Regions from separate parts of the Homo sapiens genome. Here region 1 is linked to region 2. The links are chromatin loops, found by intact Hi-C in ENCODE. Cell type or tissue: A673. All regions are shown on one strand. Links, peaks and the distances in the headings refer to the core of each region. The heading gives the core; the rest is flanking DNA. Region 1 overlaps LOC107984625 (a long non-coding RNA gene). Region 2 holds the start of LOC124903178 (a long non-coding RNA gene).

What was found. Hi-C counts contacts between places; a loop is a spot of excess contacts. Peaks named below come from ENCODE experiments on the same cell type or tissue, not always from the same donor. Only the 100,000 strongest peaks of a DNase experiment are listed, where the experiment ranks them.
Region 1: a loop joins it to region 2, with 5 times the contacts of the local background. A loop is called at or near these places in 2 of 110 quality-filtered maps.

What each region holds. Positions count from the first base shown.
Region 1 is chr13:59,542,169-59,547,559 of GRCh38, forward strand. The region is part of intron 1 of LOC107984625 (a long non-coding RNA gene); the gene reads right to left. Among named protein-coding and RNA genes, the nearest start is that of DIAPH3-AS1, 470 kb to the right of the region's middle. In A673, for the core only: a CTCF peak has its summit at 3,079; DNase peaks (open chromatin) are centred at 353, 923, 1,433 and 3,003; H3K4me3 peaks cover 791 bases; H3K27ac peaks cover 4,295 bases.
Region 2 is chr13:60,428,387-60,433,777 of GRCh38, forward strand. The region is part of intron 1 of TDRD3 (tudor domain containing 3); the gene reads left to right. LOC124903178 (a long non-coding RNA gene) reads right to left here and starts at 3,834. Exons shown (of 3, transcript XR_007063814.1): 1 at 3,779-3,834; 2 at 3,518-3,653; 3 at 500-586. In A673, for the core only: a CTCF peak has its summit at 2,929; a DNase peak (open chromatin) is centred at 2,915; H3K27ac peaks cover 3,854 bases.

The DNA.
Region 1 (5,391 bases), core at 234-5,233, 890 kb before region 2:
TCTGTCCTTCCCCCAAATCTATCTTCAGGTCACCTTCTCTCATCCCCTACACACAAGCACACACTTAATCATAAACAAATCTGTAGTGTAGCTACTCACATGGCTACTTCATCATTAAAATCTATTACTTCACAGCACCTTATGGTGATAATAGGATTTTCCCCCCTCACCCTTTGATTAATACTTGTTCAACATCTCTCACACATGCCTACCCAAGAAACTCTTTCCAGGGGAGGAAACAAAATTACACCCTCTTTAACAATGATCCAGCAGAGAAAATGAGATTGCCCAACACATTATAACTTCCATTCAGCAAAGCCACATGTTCCCTCTTGAGAAAGGATGTAAAATGAGCTGCCAGCTAAAAACTCCTAAAGAATGTCACAATTACAACTTTTCACTGGTGCTCCCAGTGACAGTACTTCTGACCTAAGACAACTGAGACACACAGATTTACTCCTAAGTCTGCTCATTAGCCTAATGAGGATGGAGTCAGGCAAAGAGTTAATTTGACTAATTTAATCAACATGCCCTTCAATGTATCTACTGGGAGAACACCAAAGTGATGGAGACAAACACAGAAACACACAGAGGAAAGGGGATTTACTGAGCTGTACTTGTGATTAGGCAGAGTCACAGTTTGAAAACATAATGGAATCAAAGCTGGAAAGAACCTTAATGATTGCTTAAGCCAATCACATCATTTTATAAGGTCTAGGGAGGTTAAAAAATCATTATAAATATAAGATGTATTGTAAAATGAGTAATAAATGAGAAAACATTTATAAATCGTAAACTGCTACTATGTATGCACATTAAATTGTTTCCCCAAAACAACATAGAATTTAAACAGTAGATACATTGTTATGTATTTTCATAAAACAAATATTATACATAAGTTTCTTCTCCTCCTCCCCCCAAACCTCTGATTCTTTAGCTATGTTAACACACTTCAGTAACTCACCTGATACAGATAAATTTAAAGTTATTATTTTAAAAAATTATTCAAACTTTTTCTGCACTTGTAGACTCTAGAAAAATAAAGCATTGATGGGTGTTATTTGAGGATGAATACAAATTTTAGTTTTACCAAAATTAAGGATTTTTAGTTAATACTTAGTGTGAATGATTTATGTTTTTGATAAATGGTTTTCGATTTCTTAGAAATTCCACCTTAAAAAGAGTAACATAAAATATCTATTTAATATTGGCAGTACTTCTGACAGCATGCCTTGATCTTACAATTAGAGATTACGGCACAATTACCCCTCAGATTCAGTAATTCTAAGAGAGTTGATTGAGGGTTTTTCTGGACAATGGTATGTCATTTGCATTGATTATTTCATTATATTAATTTTCTCATCACTTTTCCTTTTTTTTCATTTGAGCACTATTAAGGAAGTTTTTTTCAACTGGCTCAAGCCTAAGGGGATATAAAAGAAAATGAATGGGGTATTTCCTGTTAAAGACAAGCAAGCAAGCAAGGAAGGAAGGTAGGTAGGAAGCAAGGAAGGAAGGAAGGAAGGAAGGAAGGGAGGGAGGGAGGGAGGGCAGAAGGAAGGAAGGAAGAGAAAGAAAAAGGAAGAGAGAGAGAGAAAGAAAACAAAAGAAAAAAGAGAAAAGAAAGGCTTATGGGGATACTAAGCCTTATAGCTATAAATTGATCCTGTTATTTTTTCCTTGATGGTAGATTGTAGAATTAAAATAGTATGGGAAAATTTATAGTTTGAGATTGAGTCTTTTAAGAAATGGATCTTTTGTAATGTCCCTTCTATTTGAATGATACTGCCAGTATTGCAACACTCAGACCAGACAGGGCCTAATATTTCCTTTCTGTAAGTTTCCTTAAAAATAATTCTTCTCCATTTTCAATTATTAATAGAGATCTGATTATGTCTACTAGGTATAAAGTTTATGCTCTTGCAGCAGACAAACATTAAATAAATTAACACATAAATATGAGTATAAAATACAAGTATAATAAAGGAAAAGAATGGTGTTCTATGATAGAAAAAAAAGGATAACCCAATTTGTATGTGTCATCAGGGAAGGCCTCTCTGAGAACCGCGAAGAACAGAGACAAGTTAGGTGAGAAAAGGAGAGAGAGTGGACAAAAGTAACAGTATGCAAAAGATCCTGAAGCAGGAAAGACCTTGGTGAGTTCAAGGACTATCAGTCAAGGTCAGCATAGCTGGAATAAAGGAAAACATGGCCCAGGATGAGGCTGGAGAGGTGGCCGGTGTCCATATGGGAGAAGGTTGAAGAGTGAATGGGGAACTTGATATAGAATGGTAATGGATGGAATGCAGGATCGAATTCCTCTGCCCCCTTCCAAATACCCATTACAAAATGACAGAGAGTAATTTTTTTATGAAAGGCATAAATCCCCAAGAACAAAAAGATGCAGGTGAAACAATAGAATCCTTAGAGTTTGAAAAGCATGTCAAAAGTGGTTTTATCAAATCCGAGAAAACCACAGTGCAGAAAGCTGAGAAGTTACCCAGTTTACCAATTTACCTGGTGAAATGGGGGAAGGGAAGGCTAAAAACAAAAGGACTGGTTAAAAATGCCATTCAAGGAGCACTTAAACTGTACCGGTCAGGAAGGAAGGAATATAATATGGAGAATTACCACTTAATTGGAAAGACTGGAGAAGCACAAGTCAGGGAAAGCCATGGCTACTCCTGAGATTTGTCAGCTATCAGAGAGTCAGGAAGTTGCAAGAACTTCAGAAAATGTCAGAGATGACTATAGCTATCTGAAGCATCATAGCAGAGGATTTGCAAAGAAACACCCTGAGGCTGCTGGAAAATTTCATTTTTGCTGAAATCTGCAAAATTGCCTACTGCTGCTAAAGGCAATAATATAGTTTGTGCCTTTCTTATGCCTTCCAAATCTTGAGGTGTACCTCTCATTGTCAGACTTCAATCCAGAGCATGACCAGCAAATGACTCTGGGAACACAGTTCCTGGTCTTCCAGCCCCTGAAATATGAGAGGGGATAGAAGAGGCATGATGGCAGGGGGAACAGGGGGAGTAAAGGAGCTGTGCTGCCATCTGTCAGTCCAGCAGAGAACACTTCCTGGACCCCATTCCTCATTTGTCAGACTGGGTAATTGCCCCTCCCTGGTGCAGGATGATGAGGTATAAAACAGATGATCTCTAAAAACCAGAACAGTAAACTCAGTTGATGGCGGGGGTTACAGATCTTAAAACAGGGCAGTTAAGAGAAAATGAACATATTAAATGTTCGGACCTTGTAGCTCTCTTCCCCCATCAACTCCTGTAGGTGTTAGCCAGCTTTTTACCTTCCAGGCCAGATATTGGAAGAGCTTTCCCTAGAGAATCTGACCAACCCAAGAAAAAAGACCTAAGAAATACTGATATCTTTCTCCAAAAAAGACCATGTCAAATCACTATATAGAGAAGCTCACAGTGGCAAACCAACTCATGGGTATAAATCTTTAAACAACGATTTAATGCCCCACATTAGATATAAGCCAAATATCGCCAACATTTGAGAAAGGCAACAGATACAAATATCAGAGCCCAAAACAAACAAAACTCATGGAATACAGACATCATACGGGACAGAGGAAAAAATCAAAAAGGAAAACTATTATTAACTATCCTCAGGGAAGAAAAGGAATATTTTGATACACAAATAGGATGCTTTTTAGGGGCTGGTGTAGGGGGGAATTAAATATGACAGCAAAACTAGAAATCTTAATAGAAACTTTAGAAAATAGTTACAAAAATATTTCAGAAATTAGAGTAAAAAGACAAGTTAAAAAATTATTTTAAGAGAATAAAATAGAAGATGTCTTAAATAATAGAAACCATAAAAAGAAAGAAATGAGGAAATTATAAGAGGAGGAGGAGAAAGTATAGTGGAAATAATTCAAGATAATATACCAGAAATGAAGGATATTGCACTCAACACAATAAAAAAACATGGACCCACACCAAGCTACATTAAAACACTGGGACAAAAAGAAACTCTTACAAACTTCTAAGAAAGAAACAAACCCAGCACTTATAGAAGAGATTGAAAACCTTTTCTGTACAAAAACAACAACAACAACAGGTTATAACTATTTTAGGCTTTTGGGGCCATAGAGTCTGTCAGAACTACCCAGCTCTGCTCTTGTAGCATGAAAGACAACAATAGAAAACATGTAAATAAATGAGCATGGCTGTGTTCCAATAAAACTTTATTAAGAAAAATAGACATTGTGCTGCATTTGTCCTGTGGGCAGTAGTTTGCTAACCTCTGACTTACATAAAGAATCAAGAATCAGAATGGTGCCAGACTTGAAATAAACTGAAGACTAGATGACTTGTGCAACGTTGATAAAATTCTGAAGGAAACTTATCTTTATCATTCTATTCCCAGCCATATTATCAAACAAACATGAGGGGTGACTATCTCCCTTTATCTCCCATTGGCCTTTTCTCAGGAAGCTGACCAACAGTGGTCTTCATCAAAATCAGAAAATAAAATAAAGACAAGGGATCATAAAACTAGGAATTAGTTTCCATTTCTTGGATCTACAGACTATTTCAAAGCAAAAGACAAAGTCTATAAGTCACTCAGTATAGGCCGGGCGTGGTGGCTCATGCCTGTAATCCCAGCACTTTGGGAGGCCAGGGCGGGCGGATCACGAGGTCAGGAGATCGAGACCATCCTGGCTAACACAGTGAAACCCCATCTCTACTAAAAATACAAAAAACTAGCCGGGCGTGGTGGCATGCACCTGTAGTGCCAGCTACTCAGGAGGCTGAGGCAGGAGAATCACTTGAACCCGGGAGGCAGAGGTTGCAGTGAGCCAAGATTGCGTCACTGCACTCTAGCCTGGGCGAAAGAGCGAGACTCCACCTCAAACAAACAAAAAAACCCTAGGAATTAGGTTCCATTTCTTGGATCTACAGATTATGTCGAAGCAAAATACAAAGTCTACAAGTCACTCAGTATAGAGGACAAGTGCTCTAGATTGAAGCAGATCATTCAGCTCTGGTAGAAACTGCTTTAAGAAGATAAAATTATAGCAACATCAGCAAGATGGCCACGTAGAAGCCCTTAGAGCTTCTCTTTCCAGCAAAGACAGCCAAAACAACAAATAAACAACTAGATTTTAATGAAAATAGCAAAAGGAAAGTGCCACAGTACATCAAAGTAGTAACAGAAACTCTGATGAGCACAGAAACTCAGAATAACCATACAGAGAGCAAAAGAAAACAACTGGGCCTCCACCATCCCATCCCCCAGATGGGAACCAGAAGGAACTTCTCCCTTCAGGAAAAAGGTAAGCAAGAGAGTCCCAGCAGCCCCATCAATACCTGGAACACCTGCAGTCCTCTCCACTGGGGTCCCCTGCAGTCCTCTCCACTG
Region 2 (5,391 bases), core at 113-5,112:
GTAGTCAAATTATGTTTTCTAAGTTAATATAGGGGCCAAGGGAAAATTTTCCCTTCTGCCTCTGAAGGTTTGCTGAAGATCAGCTGAAGAAAGGCCGATTAATAGCAGAGGCATGCAAAATTAATTTTATCGTGCATAGCACAAGGGAATTACAAGAGAATGATTGTTTATACAATAGTGCAGTGGGGGTACAGAAGCTTATATACTCTTCACAGAGGAAAGGGAGATGTGGATAATTTTAAGGTGAAAAGTGATTTTTAGGGGAATTCAATGGGCTTGGAGAACATACGTCTTGAGACATACGTCCTCGTGCATCCTGAGACAAAGCCTTGTGGGCCCACAGAGAAGACAGTGGTTCTGTCCAGGTGTGTTGACAGACTTCAGTCTTTATTCCTGCAGTATGAGTTAATGAAAACTCAAGGAAAGGACCAGTGGTAATTTTCTTCTTTGAAGAGTCTGGAGTTTAAGCAGATAAGGGAGTATCAGAGTAAAGCTTCTTCTAGTATCTGCCAGTCTCCAAGGGCCTTTAATTTAAAATAATCAGCATACCAGGGTGCCATATTTTGGGGTGAAATTTCCTGGTCTCCTTCAATAGAAAAAAATATCTAATTTATTTGCAGCATTTCTATTTCAAAAATGTAAGCAACACTAAGCACTTTGTATTTAAGATGCATTTTAAAGAAATGGAAATGAGAATTACTAATTCATATTTATCAGCTGACATATATATGGGACTATTTCACTCTTTTGACAAAAAATTTATTGTTTAGTATTTACCTGTTTAGTGACACATTTAAATGGCTGCCCTTTTTAATTGTAATATTGTGCTTTTTATATGCCTCTTTCATTTTTTACTTCATTTTAATGTACAGGGAATCGTTATGCTATTAGATTGTAAGACATATGATTGCATATACTAGAAACAAATAGGTATTTGTCTTAACTGCCTATGATAATTGAAGTAGATTTTCATTTTTAAGAGTTTGAATGACATTAAATAAATTTTAAATGTAAATTGTAAAATGGCTAATTTTTCTCTGTGCAATATAATTTTAAACTTTATTGCTTACTAGCTCTTTCTTGACATTATTGTTTTAAATTTTGACATAAATGGCAGGTTGAACAAAAACAATAGCAGTTCATTTTGCATTAGAAATTCTGTTCCAGGCAGAAACAGTTGCACAGTCTAATGGAATAACTTACTTTCTTATTGTTAAAAAACTTTCAATTGTAAAACTGAATGATTTAAACAAAATAAATAATAAAGGTATTTCCTTCTTTCTGACACTTTTCTTTAGTTCTCAGTGAACTCCATGTGAGTAGCCTGCTAGAAATATGTAGTTAGGCTTACCAGTAAGGAAGCATATACACTTTTGACTATTAGCTGTAGCCTTTGAAGAAATTCCCTTTATCATTAATTTTATTCTCTTTCTTTCTCATTAGAGAAATTGTATTCTCTTTCTCATTAGAATCCAGATTTTTGAATATCATTATGTTTTGAAAATATTTTGTAGAATAAACAAGGGCACCATGTTTAAGAAGGAAGAAAACTAATACTTATTTAGCACCTACTGTATTCCAAGCATATGCTAGGTATTACATGCTGTCTCCTCATTTATTCTTAGAAAAACTCTGTAGATCAGTATTTTCAGTACGGTCTTTTTCGGCAAGGGTAAACTGAGGCACAGAAAGATGAAGTAAATTGACTAGGGTCCCACATGTATTGAAAGGTAAGGCTGAGATTTTCATCTAGTTTTCACTAGTTTCACTAAAAAGTGATAGTCTCTCCAGCTACTCATGAAAATGCCTTCCAATTTTTGTAATACCTTACATTTATAAATAGCATTTCTTATGGAAACTTAACCAAGTATGTGATCTCCTTGGGGTTAATTCTGGAAGGCCTCACCTTGAGAGACCCTCAGCATGGACTTTGTAGGCAGCAATGCTATGAGTGCAGTAGTCAGTGTAGTGTTTAGGGCATTAGGCTTCATGTAAGCCTTTTGAACTGATATATGGTTTTATAGCCACTACCTTTTTGCTGAGAAAAAGAGGACAGAAATATTAAGTAATCTCACATCTTAAAATCTGATTTATTAAAAAGTAACCCCAGTTCTGCTTCTGAATTAATGTATGAAAATATAGAATTAGAGGAAGGCTGTAAATTATAACCCCAATGAAAGTAAAAATATCTAGGCCTTCATTTTATACTTTTAAATTTATGTGGAGTCATGGTTTACAAAGATGAATAACAACATAGTTAGGTTACCATTGCCACTATACTATGTAATATATCAATTATGGGATTTCAAAGGAATTATTTACAAATTTTTACTTGCTCAGCTGTTACAATTTTTTTAATACCAAATAAGCATTCTAGGGTGAATGCCTTCATGGATTGGTTTATGTATGGGGAAAATATTTTAATATTTTGAATATGAGTCATAAAATAGAAGTTTGTTGTTTATTACCTATCTCACGATCATTTTAAAATCGTCATGCTGTATTTTGATGTCACAGAAAAGCAATTATTGAAATAATGCTGAAAATACTTTTTGTAACTATTCTACAGCAAAAAAGCATTAGTCTGTAATAATTTATGTGTACTTTATTTTTATAAAATCATCTATTTCCAGACGATATAGATGTAGAAGAGACGGGAAGAGAAAATTGTCTTAATATATCTAATGGTGAGGTATTTCTTGAATGCTTACTAAATGAGTTTTTTTTAAACCCTGAGTGATCTTTATATCAAACACAAATTCAAAATTATAGTAGTCTATTTTATTTTCTTTGTTATCCCTACTCTCCAACAAAAAACAAATGTCAGAAACCTTTAAGCTAGTTTAGTATCTCTTCAGGGTCTTAGCTTCAACAGGAGTATAATATTTTACTTGTGAAACAAGGTTGTCATCTAGTGGTGCTTTCAAGTAGTACAGCTTTCACAATTAGCTAGCTGATAGTCTTCAGCTTTTTAAAGGAAGTGCTTAACAAAAAGCTATCTAGGTTTAACTTTTCAGAATTTAAACACTTTTGAATACTGTTAAATTAGATATAAACTTACAAAGGATTTTCCCTAGAAATTTTTTAAATTTCCATCTCAATTTTTAAAATAAATTTTTTGTTTGGCTACTGAAATACTGATATTTGACCAGTGTGGATGTTAACCATGATGATATCAAGGCATTTCATATTGTTTTGCATCATCAGAAGTTGTTTATTTAGAAGAAGATTCTTAAATAGTGTTAAGTAATTAAAAATTTTTTTTTGCATATTAATCCTTTCACCAGCCTGAGCAACAAAGCAAGACTATCTTTACCAAAAAAAAAAAAAAAAAAAAAGGTGGAACTAATGTATATTTATGATGGCAAAGAAATCATAAAAACTAAAAACTGAAAAAATAATGCATATTAATAGATAGTTGATTAATGAGTAAAATAAATCTTATATTGAAAGTAGTTTACTACATTAAGATTAACACTACATGCTGGTACTTAGAAGTACTTTAAATAGTACGTACCTTTATTTATCTGATCCATTTATATATAAGCCACAGAGAAAATTAAATTTTTAAGCTAGCATTGATTCAAGTCCTGGTTTAATTGTTGGAATACAGATTGTGGTATTCAATGTGGGATAGGAAGTGGCTACTTTGCCTAGACAAGAAAAGAAAATGTGGTAATATTAATAGAAGAGGTACTTAGTTGTTAAGGGAAACAAAATAAAAGACCTCTTTTTTCATTTTCCACCATTTTTCATAGTACTCACTCCTCTGAATTACCTTTTGTAGAATTCTGATCCTTCTGTTTATTATGCTTAATAGAGCTTTTGCCATGGAATTCATGGATTCATTCAACTAACTGCTGGTGTTCCATTTTATATTCTCATGTGCTATCTTTCCAATATATCTGTAAGCTGTATTGAATATATTGATTTTATTTTTAACAGGTTATCTGAAGAAAATCTTGTGCCCCAATTCTTACTAGCATTTTTACCTTACTAATCTTGTTATTCATTATGGCAAAATACTGTATTTTCCCAAGTTATATTCATAAACAAGAACTTTCAAGCCATTTTCCTTCTGCCCTAGAGGAGGGAATTGGCAAGTTAATTCTTTCAGTGTCTCTGACTAGGTATAGTATAGTAAGAGTCTATAAGAATAATATATAAAACAAATTTTTGGCAGGTGTATTACAATCAATTTACACTATGGAGAGAGAAACAGTTTAGGCAGAGTGAACAGAGAGATCTTCGTATGGGTAATTTTTAAAAAATATCTTTACAACATTGAAGTTTTGGGAATTTGCAGTAGGTCAGTTACTTCCATATTTGCTAAGATCAAAAATATCCTTTAATAGAAGTTATTTTTTAAATTATCTTTTATGTTTTTTCCCTCTCTTGTCCCACCTTAGCTTGGGTAATTGGGAATTAGTTATCTTTATTTTCTTTGTGGCTAAGCAAGAATTCATTTATCAAACTCCCATTTTGGTATTTGGATATCATGTGCGGGGGCTAGTAACCTCAGTGTGGTAGCAGATAATCAGGTGTAGGTTAGAACCCCAAAAACTGCATGAAGCCATTTGATTTGGGTTTTATTCAGGGGCAATTAAGAACACCATGTACCAGTCACTGTCCAGATATCTTCTTATTTTTTTTGACATAGTCCCTATCCATTTGTGAAGAATGTTTTCACTCTTGGTTTTCTCATTGGCATTTTAAAGACTTTTCATGTGTCATCAGCCCAGTTTATATCAATGTGCAATAATTCTGTATTTTATTATTTCAGGAAGTCAAGTTGCAGTTCAGATTTGAATGGGCATTCATTATTTCAATGGGTGGCAGTGGGTAAAAGAGAATAAAACTTTAATGTTTGCTTTTATGGCTCACTTTCTGGCCAATTAAAACATTCCTCCTCCTTAAAAATATAAGTAGTCCTCAAAGTCTGAAGTAAGCATGGGTTCTTTATATGTCCAGTTTGTAAAATATTTATGTCAATGACCAGACTGAATGATTTGATACTTTTTAGTGTGATGTAAACAACTCACCAGAGAACATTTGTTACAGGCATAATTGTGTTCTTTGCTCTCCCAGTGCGTACAAAGTGACCTAAAAGATACTTGGTTCTTTTCTTGCTTGGAAAGGAAGTTGGCTATGAATGTTATACTATCTGAGGTACACTTACGGCACAACACTGTATGTCAGAGACAACTTGGAAGTGAACAGGAGCAAATAATTTAAATAAACTAATGTGTTTAATAAGTACAAAGTACATGTACCACATGCAGGCTGAGCCCTGTTTTGTTTGGCTTGTACACTGCTTTACGGAAATCTAAAAGCTAAAAATCAAATCTGACGCAGTAACTGCTTTACTAGTCCTCGTGCAGACATGGCTGC